2 separate regions of the Homo sapiens genome follow, and region 2 is linked to region 1. Evidence: chromatin loops called from intact Hi-C (ENCODE). Cell type or tissue: PC-9. All regions are shown on one strand. Each heading gives the region's core, and the rest is flanking DNA. Links, peaks and the distances in the headings are about the cores only. Region 1 has its middle 8.4 kb from the start of FOXCUT. Region 2 has its middle 3.7 kb from the start of WRNIP1.

Region 1 (6,634 bases), core at 1,661-4,160:
GGGCGGTGACGTTCCTGTAGCTTCCGTGGGGAATTCAGGTGCGTGTGTGTGCGCGTGTGTGTGCGTGTGTGTGATAAGCTGTTTTCATTTTACCATCCTAAAAAAAGAAAAAGTCAGACGAAGGCACAGAAAACGGCTGAGGAATTCCTGGCAAGGGCAGACTCACCCACTTACTAGCTTTCCGCTTAGCTTGCCACCGGGACACTTCGATAGTCCAGGAGACAAATCTGCTTCCTCTCTGGGGCTCTCCCGGTTGAGAGGTCGGCGGAGTTAGCCGTCATCTTTCCCTGTAGGTTCTGAGTCTATCAAGGTGCAGCCCAAATGCAGAGGAAGCTCCCGCACCCAGGGTTTCCCCTGGCGAGTGACCGAGCCCCTCTGACCAAACGCGCGCTCAGGCGCCTTATGGATCACACGGTTCCAATGGCCCGGGAGACAAGCAAACGTGCCAAGCGTGGGCTTCGATAGAATACTCGCCTCACCACCGTGGCACGGAGAGAAAGCCCTGATTTCTCTTTCATTCCTAAAGGGCTAGAATTCTGTCGTCTAAAACCTGCCTCATGGAAGCCCGTGGAAAAAACTGCCTGCGGAAGAGACGAGGTTGTGAGCGCTTATAGCACAGATGGAGCAGAGTGACCACAGCTGAGGGAAAACAATGAACTTTATGTTCTTCCAGAACAAATTACACACTCCCCCCAGCCCATAAAGGCTTTTTATGTAACTGCAGTCAGGCAATACCTGGGCAGGGAGCGACTGCGGGGGATCCCACATCCCTGCGCGGCTCTTGCCTCGGGCAGCCCCACCACGCCCCTCCCAGCACCCAGGGTGTCTCGGCCCTGCCCAGCCGGGACCCACCTCGCAGGCCCTTTTTCCCACCGGGATTCAGGCGTTTCATGCTGACTTGGGCCCTCGGGGGCCACGGGCCAAGGGAGGAGGGAGGGGCAGGCACCTCGCCATGGAAGCTGGTCTCTGGAGGAGCCCCCAGCCTGGCAGGGCGCTGGGTGAGACAGGTGGCTGGCCACCAGCCGTGGTGGCGAGGAACAGCGTGGGCTGCAGCGCCCTCACCATAACCGATGGCGACAACTGAGGCAGGCCCAGGACTTAGAAATTAGCATTCAAAATGTACAGCCTAAACACCCTGCACCAAAAGCCCAGCCTGCTCTCTAGGCGTTCCATCAGCCGTCCATGCTGAAATGTCCTTCAACCTCACCGCCCCCTGCAAGCCCTCCCGCTCTCCAGCCGTGCGCAGGCAGGCCACGGTCCCCCCCACCTGTGTCTCGTGTGACAACAAAGCAGAGGAGGAAAGGGAGGGGCTGAGCTTGTCACGGGGGGGTGGGGGCCTGCGACACAATAGCGCGCAGTCCTAGCTGCTTTATTGAGGATACTGTGTTGAATAAACCAATGACTAAGAGAGACGAAGGTGAGCTTTCTGTAATTCCCGGGAATCGTCGGAGGCAGTTACAAACATTTTGTTTTATCAGTTAATTTCACCCATCATGCCCCCTCGTGGGAACCACAATTGAGGTCTCTCCACAGGCTGTATTTTTAGGTGACGCACCCACATCTAAGGCAGCCAGGATGGTCGGAAAGTGTCTGCCAGCAGACTGGGGATCCCCAGGGGCCCCATCAGCCCAGGGCTGCTCCTCAGGATGGCCGCGGGGCCGTGCCGGCCGGGGCACACCAGGCCAGGGTGGGCGGCTGTTCCTGGACCCCAGCGGGCGTCTGCCTCCCCTACAGCGGGTCCGGGCACCCCGGGTCTACTTCCAGTTCAGAAGCGCAGCACTGAGTAGGGTGAGGTGGTCATGGCCCCTTCTTCTCTCAGTGAGCATCTGGACCCTGGGGGCCACGTGCCTCACACAGACTCTCCAGCAGCTGCCTAGGTGTGGATCGCTTTAGGAAACTCAGCTCCTAGCTCCCTAACTTCTGCACACACTCTTCCCTGAAATCACTGGGCCTGAGATTGCTCCTCGGGGCTCTCCTTCCCACCTCCCTCCGCGGGTGCCAGCCTGCACTTTGCAAACCACGGGGGGCTTGCACCTCCCCTGGCCCTCCTCCGCCTTCCCACCCTCTTCTCTCCCCGCCTCCACTACCCAAGTTTACCGTGGAGCACCAAAAGAACAGCTTGGTTTAGGGGGTCTTCTTTGAGGAGGGGTAACAACGGGGTCAATATTAATTTTGGAGATAATGTGAGCCACGCTGGCCAAGCACAGCCCTCAGCCCTTTCAGCAGAGCCGTGTGCTGCACACACATCTTCAGCTTTTCTGGGCCTCCGTTGCCTCTGGGTACATTTGGATTTGAAGCTGGAGAGAACCGAGCAGAAAGCAAGGAAAACGAAGTTCATCGAGGGCTTTTTGGCCCGCGGTAGGGGAACAGGCCCACCGAAGCACACCCCGGTTTCCCACAGTGACGTTCAGCTGCTCTCTCTCCCTCATGAGCTGGAGTCACGCTACGGACCCAGCCGTAAAGCCCTTGCGGTGTATTTCCACTCCAAATGTGGTAGGAAGGTCCTTGGCTTGCAAATGCTTTGTCCTAAGGCTCAAGGACTTCACCTGGCAAACACATCTCACCACCTTGCTGGTGCGAAACCGCCTGGGCTTTCACTCCAGCCGAGGCGAGGCATCTAAGTGCGCTTCTCCGGGTTGCCACTAGATGGCATCAGAGCTCCATCACGGTCCCTGCCCACCGGCGCCTCAACTCAGACTGGATTCCTGCTGGGGAAACCGAAAACAAAAGGAGGGGAGGGGGCGCGGGTGGGAAATAATTTGCCAATACTTTCTTATGAAGTTGAGAAATAACTAAAGCCACCGGTTCCAGTCTTGAAAACCAAGGCCCATTGGCAGTGGGTTATCAGAACTTACTAACTTTAGAGTCACTGAAGTTGGTATACAATGCCCCACTGTTAAATTGGTAAATAATCCAAACAAACAAACACAAAAAACAAGGTCCAATTCTAGCTTATTTGGAATCATAAGAGAACACCATGCATTAAACCCATAGCAACTAAGTTTGCAACAAATAAGTACAAAAGATGGAAGCTCTCTTTAATTTGTAGCCCCAAATAAAATGCCACTGATCGCATCCAGCATGTCTGAAACAGGCTAGTAAATAACGGATTTTTAAAAGCAATTTCTTTTCTGTAGACGCTGATGGACAAGAAAGCTCATCTTGGCTGGAGTTGAACATGGGGAACTTCTTGGTTCCTCTCACTCTTTCCTATTCTCAGAGCCTCTCTTCTGTTTAAGACATCACCTAAGATCCCAGGCTCCTCCTCCCCCTGTTACAATGTGCAGAGTGAAGTTCCAATAGTCAACTTGCCAAGAGACAAGGCTTCATGAAAATTCTCCCCCTGGGAAAGCCAGAGTCATTTGCCCTGGAGGCTCACAGGGACACACACACACACACAACCAGCCCAGAAAAAACAAAAGAACAGCCCTCAACCCTCCTTACCAGCCCCCTCCCCCCAGCTCCAGTTCTGGCCCCTTCCCTGCCTCTGCACCTCCCCACGATAAGCCCCAGAGATAAGATTATGCCAGGTGACAAGGGAAATCCACACTCCCGAAGACTGTGCCCCTAACTATCCCCCCCATCCTCATGTTAATTCTCAGTGCCTTCATTTTGTGAATCAGCAAATGTTATATAAATGATTTACCATTTAAAGGTGCGATAACATCAGACCAGAGGGAGATAAGGGGCTTTGTGTGACACTTGAAGCCATGGTGTTGGGAGTCACGGAGGCTTTCCTTCTCTGGCTTCCCAGGGCTTTAGGCCCCTTGTTTATCTCTTCCTCTCACCAAATTACTTCGGGCCATTTACACGTCTCCTTCCCCCACCAGCTCAGCTTCCTTCTCTTCCCACGCCTTCTGTGAGGCTCTCTGCCTGTCCCACCGCTGGTCCCATGCTTATTGGTGGGGATTTCTCAGAGGCTTCTCTGGATGTGTTCTGAGCTCTCAAATGGCAAACAGTGTTTTTCCAAATTCTGTTTTCCCACTGTGTAATTTTAAAACCTACACAATCATACAAGCATCACCCCCTGACCTCGGCCATCATTTTTATTTTGCATTTTCTTTAACATTCTCCATCCAAATGAATCCATCTGCAGCTCGCCATTCCAGGCTTTGCAAAGTCCTCATTCTTCTTTTTTGGTGTGATCCCATTAAGTTGATGTTTTTAGTAGTGGACATCTAGTTGGCTTAAAATATTTCACTGTTGAAAGCCTCACTTGTGTTTAACATCGAACTCACACTGGAGTAAACTAGTATGATATGCATGTTAGTCATTTATGCATATTTACAAATCTAAATATCTGTTGCGACATATAAAGGATGACTTTTCCTAGACTTCATAGCTCCCTTTGTTTCAAACTATGATGCAATTTTTTCTGAAGCTCATTGAGACGGCTTATACACAAACTATGATGGGGGAGAGGCACAGGCAGGTGCTCTGAGGGGAAGACTTCCTTGGCCCTGCAGGCATCTGAGCCTCTCCCAGCCATGCTGCCCGCCTCTGTCTGCGGCTTCTTTCCTTAGCAGAGTGAGACGCGAACACACGGCTCCCGGCAGCATGGGGACCCTTCGACTCTCGCGACAGAACCATAACTTCAGAGCCCCACCACACTCTCTCACTTGCGGTTTATCCTCGTGTTTTAATTTCCTGTATTTACAGTTTTTCTCAAAGGCATTCCGAAGGTTCTCCATTGAATCATCTCACTAAAACCCCTCTTAAAAGACAGCTCAAACGTCTAAGTTATAAGAGATAGATATGATTCATTCCTTTGAGAAAAAATAAACTGAGGCACAGCTAAGCCCGTCGTGCCCCTGGGCCTGATGGGCCGGCGGGGCCTTGCACTGCCTGGTCTAACCTGTGGCTGCTGGTGACCAGGCTGTGTCCCCCGGACCTCCTCGGCCTTCAATGGAGGAAGGTCAGATTTCTCAGTCAGATTTTGCTTGGAGAGCCCAGCTATTTCGTTCCATTGAAATAATTGGAGAAGTTCTTTTTTCCACAGGCATCCTGCCTGCACTTCATCGTGTGTATTATTTTGGATTTGCTTCAGAAAGAAAAATGGCCTTTCACGGCGTTTACGGAATGTGGGCAGAAATTGGACCGGGCAGACATAGAGCTCCGCACAGAGATGGAAAATATTCAGGGTGAACACGCACACTCGACACCCACGCTCCCGCAGAGAAGCGAGCCCCAGCGCTGGCCCCACACCTGAGTGCCTCCTCCGCCGGAGACCCGCCAGCGGCCAGGCAGCCTCTGCTCCCCAGGCCGGCCTCCGCACCTGCTTTATCCGCCCTTGGGTGGCTGCGATAGGAAGGTCCAGAAGTTTCCTGCCCGTGTGCACTAAAGTGCTCCGTGTGCCTGCGCCCCGGGACCCACCTGCGGAGGCCTGGAGAGGCCCAGCCAGCCCAGTCTCCTCTGCACCTGAGGAAAGGAAGCGGCTGCCCCTAGAACGGAGGAGCTGGCTGAGAAGCTCAAATCCTGGGACCGCCCCCTGCCCCCCTCCAAGTTCTGGATGCCAGTGGGTGCGGGTTTCCCCTGCTGTCTTCACCAGAGGGGCCTTCTCTACGCCACCTCCTCCCTCTGTCCCTTCTCCTCCCCAGGGCCCAGGGTCTCTAATGAAGGAAACGATTACGTCAAAGCAATCAGCACCGAAGTTTCAGAGAGGTCCTGTATCTTTTAAAACAGAAAGGACAGAAGGCGTCTCAAGCTGCAGCCAGAAGGTCCGCAATCCAGCCAGCAGACGCCAAGGGACGCTCTGTGCATGGCCATCCCGGGGGTTTCAGAGGCATCACCAAACAGGGGAAGGGGAGCTTCCCTGCGACGTCTCTCCCTGTCACACAGTTTGCTCCCTATGGTCATCAATGAGCCCTTCCAAATATGAGGGAATTTGCACCACAGTCCTCGTGCTTCCTCAGAGAAGGTCGTCGCAGTAAAAGGCCCATCACACTCTTTCTTCACAGTTCTGGACTCTGATCTCTTTTCTGATGCCACCCCCATTCTGTCTTCTATCCCTCCACATCCACCTAATGTCAAACTTTAAAAATAATGCATATTAAATGGCCAGCAATTGGTCACCTGGGGGAAGATGAATTGAGGCCATCCAGGGACACACCAGAGTGAACCCTCAAAATTCCAGAAACTCTTCCTAAGAGAAAGAAATTATGCATCCATCATTTTCTTTTTGCCCCAAATGTAGACACAACATTTGTTTGCCTGGTGGATAAAACTGAAAGTTATGCTAATATTGGAAACCCAGATCTGGGCATATCAGAGAAATTTGTTTTTAAAGGGACATTGCTAAGGACTTTGAATCCAGCACTTGACCTGTATTTCATATTACTCTGATCTAGTCGGGGATGCCTTCTAGGTTCTAAATGCTTAATTGGAAAATGTCTGGCACAGCCAGAAAATAAAGCCCAACTCTCCTTTTATGAGATTTACAGCAGACTGTCAACACCATCTGATAATTGAATCTCCTTGAAATCGGCAGAGCTATAGAGATATCATCAGGAAAGCTGATGTACAAACAAGCAAGAAGAAAAAAAAAGAATTAGAAAAACTGATTTTACTCCATTTAATGCATAATCAAGGGAAATGCAAAATTTGCCCAACTAAGGAGAAAGAGAAATACGAGGTA
Region 2 (6,634 bases), core at 1,574-4,073, 1.2 Mb after region 1:
AACAAAAATGTTATAAGTATACATGACATATAATATGTAAGATATATAACAATAAAAGATATATGTATCTTTTATTGAAAGATATACATATGGAAAGTATATAAAACCATACACTATTTAATAAATAATTATAAAAGCAATACTCATAAAGCCACCACCAGGTCAAGAATCCCCAAATTCAAAAATCCCATCCTTTTGTCCTTCCCAAGCTAACCACTAATCTAAATCTTTTCAATAATTTCCTTGATTTTCCTTGCAATTTTACCATTTACATGTGCACTCTAAATATATAGCTTCGTTTTGGCAGTTTTAGTTTGTTTGAATGTATTCATACTGTTTGTATTATTTTCTTAGTTTTTTTCCCAGTTAAAACTGTCTGTAACCCATCATATTGTTGTATATAGTGTGTATAGATGTCTTTAGTTTTCATTATTATATAATATTTTGTTGTATGAATATTACAAAATGTATGTGTTTATTCACTGATGGAGACATTTGGCTGTTTTCCATTTAGGGCTGCTATGAACACCAATGTGCACACATGAAGTACACACACTTAAATGTATACACAAGTTTACACTCCCACCAGCACTATAAGAATTCTCCTGTTGCTCTATAGCTTTAAAAACACTTAGTTTTTGCTAATCTATTGGGTGTGCAATAGCATATCATTTATAAATTTAAATTTCATTTCTCTTACTAAAGAGTTGAAGGGTTTCTCTTTTGTTGTTATTTTTAGAGACAGGTCTTACTCTGTCACCCAGGCTGGAGTGCTGTGGCACAATTATAGCTCACTGTGGCCTTGAATTCCTGGCCTCAAGTGATCCTCTCGAGTAGTGAGGACCACTGGTGCACAATACCACGCCAAGCTAATTGTTTAAAAAATTTTTGTAGAGATGGAGGTCTCACTTTTTTGCCCAGGTTGGTCTTGAACTCCTGGGTTCAAGTGATCCTCCTGCCTTGGCCTCGCAAACTGCTGGGATTACAGACATGAACCACTGTGCCCAGCTAAGATGTTCTCAAATACATATTTGGTCACTTGGTCTCTGTTTTTCATGAAGTACATATTTATGTTCTTTACTCACTTTTAATTACATTTTCTCCTATTTTCTTATCATTATGTAGGACTTATTCTACATCCTACACACTGTGCTTGACAGTAATGTGTGTTTAAGATGTCTTCTCCCTTTCTGTTCCTTGTATTTTCACTCTTGTAGTATCTTCTGCTAAATAAATAGATGTTCATTTTCATGTAGTAAGATGTATTAATCTTTTCCTTTTACGGTTAGTGCATTATTTTTTAAAAAATAAACCTTTCCCCTCATCAATGATGTTTTTACCATTCAACATGATAATGGTGCTGGTTTGAGGGCAAAAACAAAAATCATCATGTTAAGAAGATAACTTTCTCTATTTTACTAGAGATTTTTAAAAATCAATGATTGAAGTAGACTTTTGTCAAATGTCCTTTCACATTCCACTTTATAAGATACAGAGAACTGATCTTTCCAATAATTTGACAATACAGTTGGCCCTCCATTTCCACATGTTCTGCACCTTCTCATCCAACCAACAGTGGATCAAAAATTTGGGAAAAAATAAGAAACAGCAGTACAATTAATAAAAAATAGGACAAATAAAAAACCAATACAGTATAATAGCTATTTATATAGCATTTACATTGTATTAGGTATCACAAGTAATCTAGAGATGATTTAAAATATATGAGCATATGTGCATAGGTTACAAAAAATAATACAAATAAAAAAGCAATACAGTATAATAACTACTTATATAGCATTTACATTGTATTAGGTATCATAAGTAATCTAGAGATGACTTAAAATATATGGGAGTATGTGCATAGTTTTATAAGTTTTATTATAAAGGAGACACATGGGTGAGGGGCAGGAGGGTCCCAGACATGGAGCTTCCAAGCCCTCTCCTTGTAGAATCCAGGCACACCACCCTCCCAGCACATCATCATGTTCACAACCAGGAAGCTCCACTGAGTTTCTATGTCCAGAGTTTTTATTGAGGTTTCATTGTGTAGGCATGATTGATTAAATTGTTGGCCAAGCAATCAAATTCAATTTCTAGCCCCTGAGATTGAGCTGGTCCCAAGTTCCAACCTTAGGGAGCCACTAGGAGTTGCTTCATTAGCATTATATAGGCACTCCTAGCACTCAGGAAATCCCACGGGATTCTGAAGATCTCTGCCAGGAGCCAGGGAGAAAGGCTGTATATACTCCTTTTTATACTATGAATATCAATGGAAAATCACCTAAAACTAATAAGAGTTCACAAAAAGGCCAAGTATGAAATAAATTAACAAAAAATCAATGCATTTCTTTCATACCAATAAAGGGCAGTAAGAAAATAGAGTAAATAAAAGGTTCTACTTACAATAGTAAGGAAATATATAAAATGTGTTAGAATAAACAATACGAAATGTGGCATAGATTCCAGAAGATGTAGTGGAAAGTCAAGAAGAGAGAGGAACATGAGTTTGGGTTAGGGGGCAGTAATCAGAGTAGGAAGAATAGATAACCATACGACTAACTTTTAAGATGCTGACTAAAGATGGCAGGGATGTGAGTCATGTGGGATTAACTGGACTCAACTGTCCAGCATACCTTAGGTATGAACATGAAGGTGCGCAAGATCATGCCCAAAGGTTCACTAGTAGTAGATGGCTTATAAAATACCTGCTCATAGGCACTGCAGCCAGGCTGACTCTACTTGTCGTTACTGACAGGTCTATTTGAGTCACCACCGAATCTATCCTCCCCATTCTGACTGTGGGGAAGGAAGACAGAGAAGATAGTTACACACTTAAAAGTAAACCACCGAGGCCAGCTGCAGACAATTAAACAGTGAGGTATTAAAGGAGAAAATGGAAGCCTAGGTTTCTGCTTTACATTGATTTCATTTCCTGGGACCTTATACTATACGAGTTTAAATTTATTTGTATTTATGCTGATCTGAAAAGAAAGTTTAAATTTGATTGGCAAAGCAATCTAAGAGGAGGGGTGATTTTTGAAGTACGTTTTTTTCATTTATTTTTCTACCATCACCACCTAGTGGAGAAAACCTTGAACTTCAGACAGAGGGGACTAGGGTTCAGGAAAAAATATTACTACAGGACCTACTGGGTGCCAGGCACTTTACTAAATACTTTCACATTGACAAGTTCACTTAATTCTCATGACAGACCGTGAGGTAGGCATTCTTATTCCTCCTTTAGATTTGGAAACTGAGTGTGAGAAGTTATGTAGCTTGCCCAAGGTCACACTATGGACAGCTCAAAACCCAGGTTCTTGAAGTCAAGGTCTAGAGTCATTTTCACCTCATAGGTCATCCAAATAGCTCAACTTCATCCATGTATGTAGCTGTGGGAGACATGCACACACACACACAATCTTTGCTTTGTATTTTTCCTTTTTATTATTTACATAATATAGGATAGAAAAGCACAAGTAGAAAAAGGAAATGGCATTATACTATATACATTAGGTTTTGTTTTTATTTTTTGAGACGGATTCTCGCTCTGTCGCCAGGCTGGAATGCAGTGTTGTGATTTCGGCTCACTGCAACCTCCACCTCCTAGATTCAAGTAATTCTCCTGCCTCAGCCTTGCAAGTAGCTGGGACTACAGGCTCGCACCGCCACACCCAGCTAATGTTTGTATTTTTAGTAGACAGGGTTTCACCATGTTGGCCACGATGGTCCCCAACTCCTGTCCTTTTGTGATTCGCCCGCCTCAGCCTCCCAAACTGCTGGGATTACCGGAGTTTATATTAATTCTATCTCTCTTAATTTTTACTCCCATAGTACACAAGTTTCCCATGACAATACTTTTGAAAACCCTATTAACAATAAAGTTGGACGTAAAATTAGGTCTATATGCAACTCTACTGTCTAATCTTGAAACACGTCCTAAGAGACTTAAGGTACCAAAATACTAACAATGATTACAAGTAGACTTGTAGATTTTCCACAGCATTATTTTCTGAAAAAAGAAATTTTAGGCCTTATATTAAGAGATTCAAGAAATTTGTTTCCATTTTAAAATTTTTTGGATGGGTTAATTGATCATGTGGCCACGTTATCTCTATAAATGTTTAAAATCAGTGTACTGTATTTCCACATTTAGTAACACTTTTCTTGAAAACCTTGCTTTGAGATCAGCCCTAAAACTTGTTTTGCAAGTATTCACTTCTGTGATGCTCCTGCAATAATCCTTATGTGCTCGCAGTCAATGAGTTTTTACTCTCATTAACTTGATGAATAAACGCATAGACCCTCACGGAAACTGTTAACAGTTCTTAAACACAGTGCAGAGTTTCTTCTTTCTGGTAGCTTCCTGATCTCGCCGGCTCAGAAATCAACTGGCAGACCTTCCCGGAGACCGTTAGAGGTCTTAGGTCAGCATCTCTTAAGTTAGCCGTTCCTGCCAGTGGGTTCAGTGGGTTTGTGGTCTGACTGCCTTCAGAAATAAAGCTACAAGTCTCCACAGTGAGTATTACCACTCATTAAGACAATTCAGACCCAAACACCAGCTAATGCAAAAAATAAAAGAACAAAACACCCACACAAGCAAAAGAAAGCCAAGCGGGTCTCCATCGCCAGCTCTAGCAGCCTGCTTTTATTCTCTCATCTGGCCCCACCCACAACCTGCTGATTGGTCCATTTTACAGAGAGCCCATTGGTCTGTTTTACGGAGAGCTGATTGGTCTGATTTGACAGGGTGCTGATTGGTGTGTTTACAAACCTTGAGCTAGATACAGAGTGCCGATTGGTGTATTTACAATCCCTTAGCTAGACATAAAGGTTCTCCAAGTCCCCACCAGACTCAGAAACCCAGTTGGCTTCTCCCATTAATTTCTGAACTGGGGCTGCAGTATAGAGTTGCTTGCTAGTCCCACGTAATGAGCCTGCATTGCTCAGCTCTGGGGTGGTGAACGGCCCTGGGTGCCGTGAGGCAGTAAGCAGCGCTTCTCAGGGAGGCTTGGGCCGCGCAGGAGTCCCCAGTTGGGGGGAGGCTCAGGCATGGCAGGCCTGAGCCTTGCGCTGCGTGGAGGCAACTACGGCCTGGCGAGAAGTGCTGTCCCAAGTGCTAAGCTCCTCACCGTCCTGGGCCGGTGGTGCAGGCCGCTCCGAGCGCGAGGCTTATCTGAGCCTACTCCCACCCGGAACTCGCGCTGGCCCGCAAGCACCGCGCGCAGCCCCGGTTCCCGCCCGCGCCTCTCCCACCATACTTCCCCACAAGCTGAGGGAGCCAGCTCCGGCCTTGGCCCGCCCAGGAAAGAGCTCCCATAGTACAGCGGCAGGCTGAAGGGTTTCGCAACCACGGCCGGAGTGGACGCCAAGGCAGAGGAGGCGCTGAGAGCGAGCGAGGACTGAGAGGGCTGCCAGAATGCTGTCACCTCTCACTGCTGAGGGACAAATGAAAAAAAAAAGCTCACGGTCGGGCGCAGTGGCTCATGCCTGTAATCCCAGCACTTTGGGAGACCGAGGTGGGCGGATCACCTGAGGTCGGGAGTTCGAGGAAGAAACCCCGTCTGTACTAAAAATCCAAAAAAATTACCTGGGTGTGGTGGCGGACGCCCGTAATTCCAGCTACTCGAGAGGCTGAGACAGCAGAATCACTGGAACCCGGGAGGCGGAGGTTGCCGTGAGCTGAGATTGCGCCATTGCACTCCAGCCTGGACAAGAGTGAAACTGCGTCTCAAAAAAATAATGAAAGCTCACGATCCTCTTTTGGTAGTTTCACGTTACATGATGATTAAAGTTTAACTTGTTTCTCTAGCGTTTCTATTAATCTTATTTTTGAGCCTAACTTTTTTAGTTAGAAACAACTCTTAACCAGCCAGCCAGGCGTGGTGGCTCAGCCTGTAACCCCAGGACGACTCCAAAGGCTAAGGCGGAAGGGTCCCGGGCGCCCAGGAGTTCAAGGCTGTGAGCTCTGGTCGCGGCCCTGCACTCCAGCCTGGGCGACAGAACGAGTGAGACCCTCAATGTGCTCTTGCCCAGATGAAATAAAAATTCAAGTTTTGGCCAAATTTCGGAAAAGTCTTCATTCTCCCTCAATTCATTTACCTCTTCTAGTTACCAAAAATGCCTGTTTTGAGATACATGTTTTAAAACGGGAGACTTAGACAAAAGCAAAAAATAACATGGTAATTCATTCAAAGATGCAGACTACCACACTTGTTTTAATCTGATATTCTTTCCATTTCTATCCGTCTAGGACGTAATTGCACACGGGCGCCTCCCATCATTTGGTTGCTAAGGAGACAGAAGGCTGGTGTTTCCGATTTGCCACTATTACACAGCGGCCCGCGAGAAGCATCTCTTGGCTCGAAGCGCGCTGTAGGTGAACCGCCCTTGACTTAAACGCCAACACATCTAAAAGGGGGCGAGGGACGCTTTATTTTCATTTCCCTGACCACTACTGAGGTGAGCATTTCTTTCACTCGCGTACTTGTTTGTATTTTTTCTGCTGTTCACGTCCAATAGAACACTGGTTTTCTATTGGAGGCTTTTGGGTTTTTTCCCCCATTTCCCTTTCGTTACAAACGACCCGCTGCGGCCGCCTCCTGCTTGTCCCCACAGGCCCATTCAACAGCCC

What was found. Peaks named below come from ENCODE experiments on the same cell type or tissue, not always from the same donor. Only the 100,000 strongest peaks of a DNase experiment are listed, where the experiment ranks them.
Region 2: a loop joins it to region 1, with 5 times the contacts of the local background. A loop is called at or near these places in 36 of 110 quality-filtered maps.

What each region holds. Positions count from the first base shown.
Region 1 is chr6:1,593,790-1,600,423 of GRCh38, forward strand. No RefSeq gene overlaps it. Among named protein-coding and RNA genes, the nearest start is that of FOXCUT, 8.4 kb to the right of the region's middle. RefSeq lists enhancers at 397-914, 2,119-2,672, 2,549-2,598 and a silencer at 3,709-3,943. In PC-9, for the core only: CTCF peaks have their summits at 2,653 (motif pointing right) and 2,859; no DNase peak of the experiment used is centred there.
Region 2 is chr6:2,758,397-2,765,030 of GRCh38, forward strand. It overlaps a transcript of MYLK4 not described here. Among named protein-coding and RNA genes, the nearest start is that of WRNIP1, 3.7 kb to the right of the region's middle. RefSeq lists enhancers at 5,562-6,441, 6,539-6,634 and a silencer at 6,288-6,377. In PC-9, for the core only: CTCF peaks have their summits at 3,115 (motif pointing left) and 3,319; no DNase peak of the experiment used is centred there.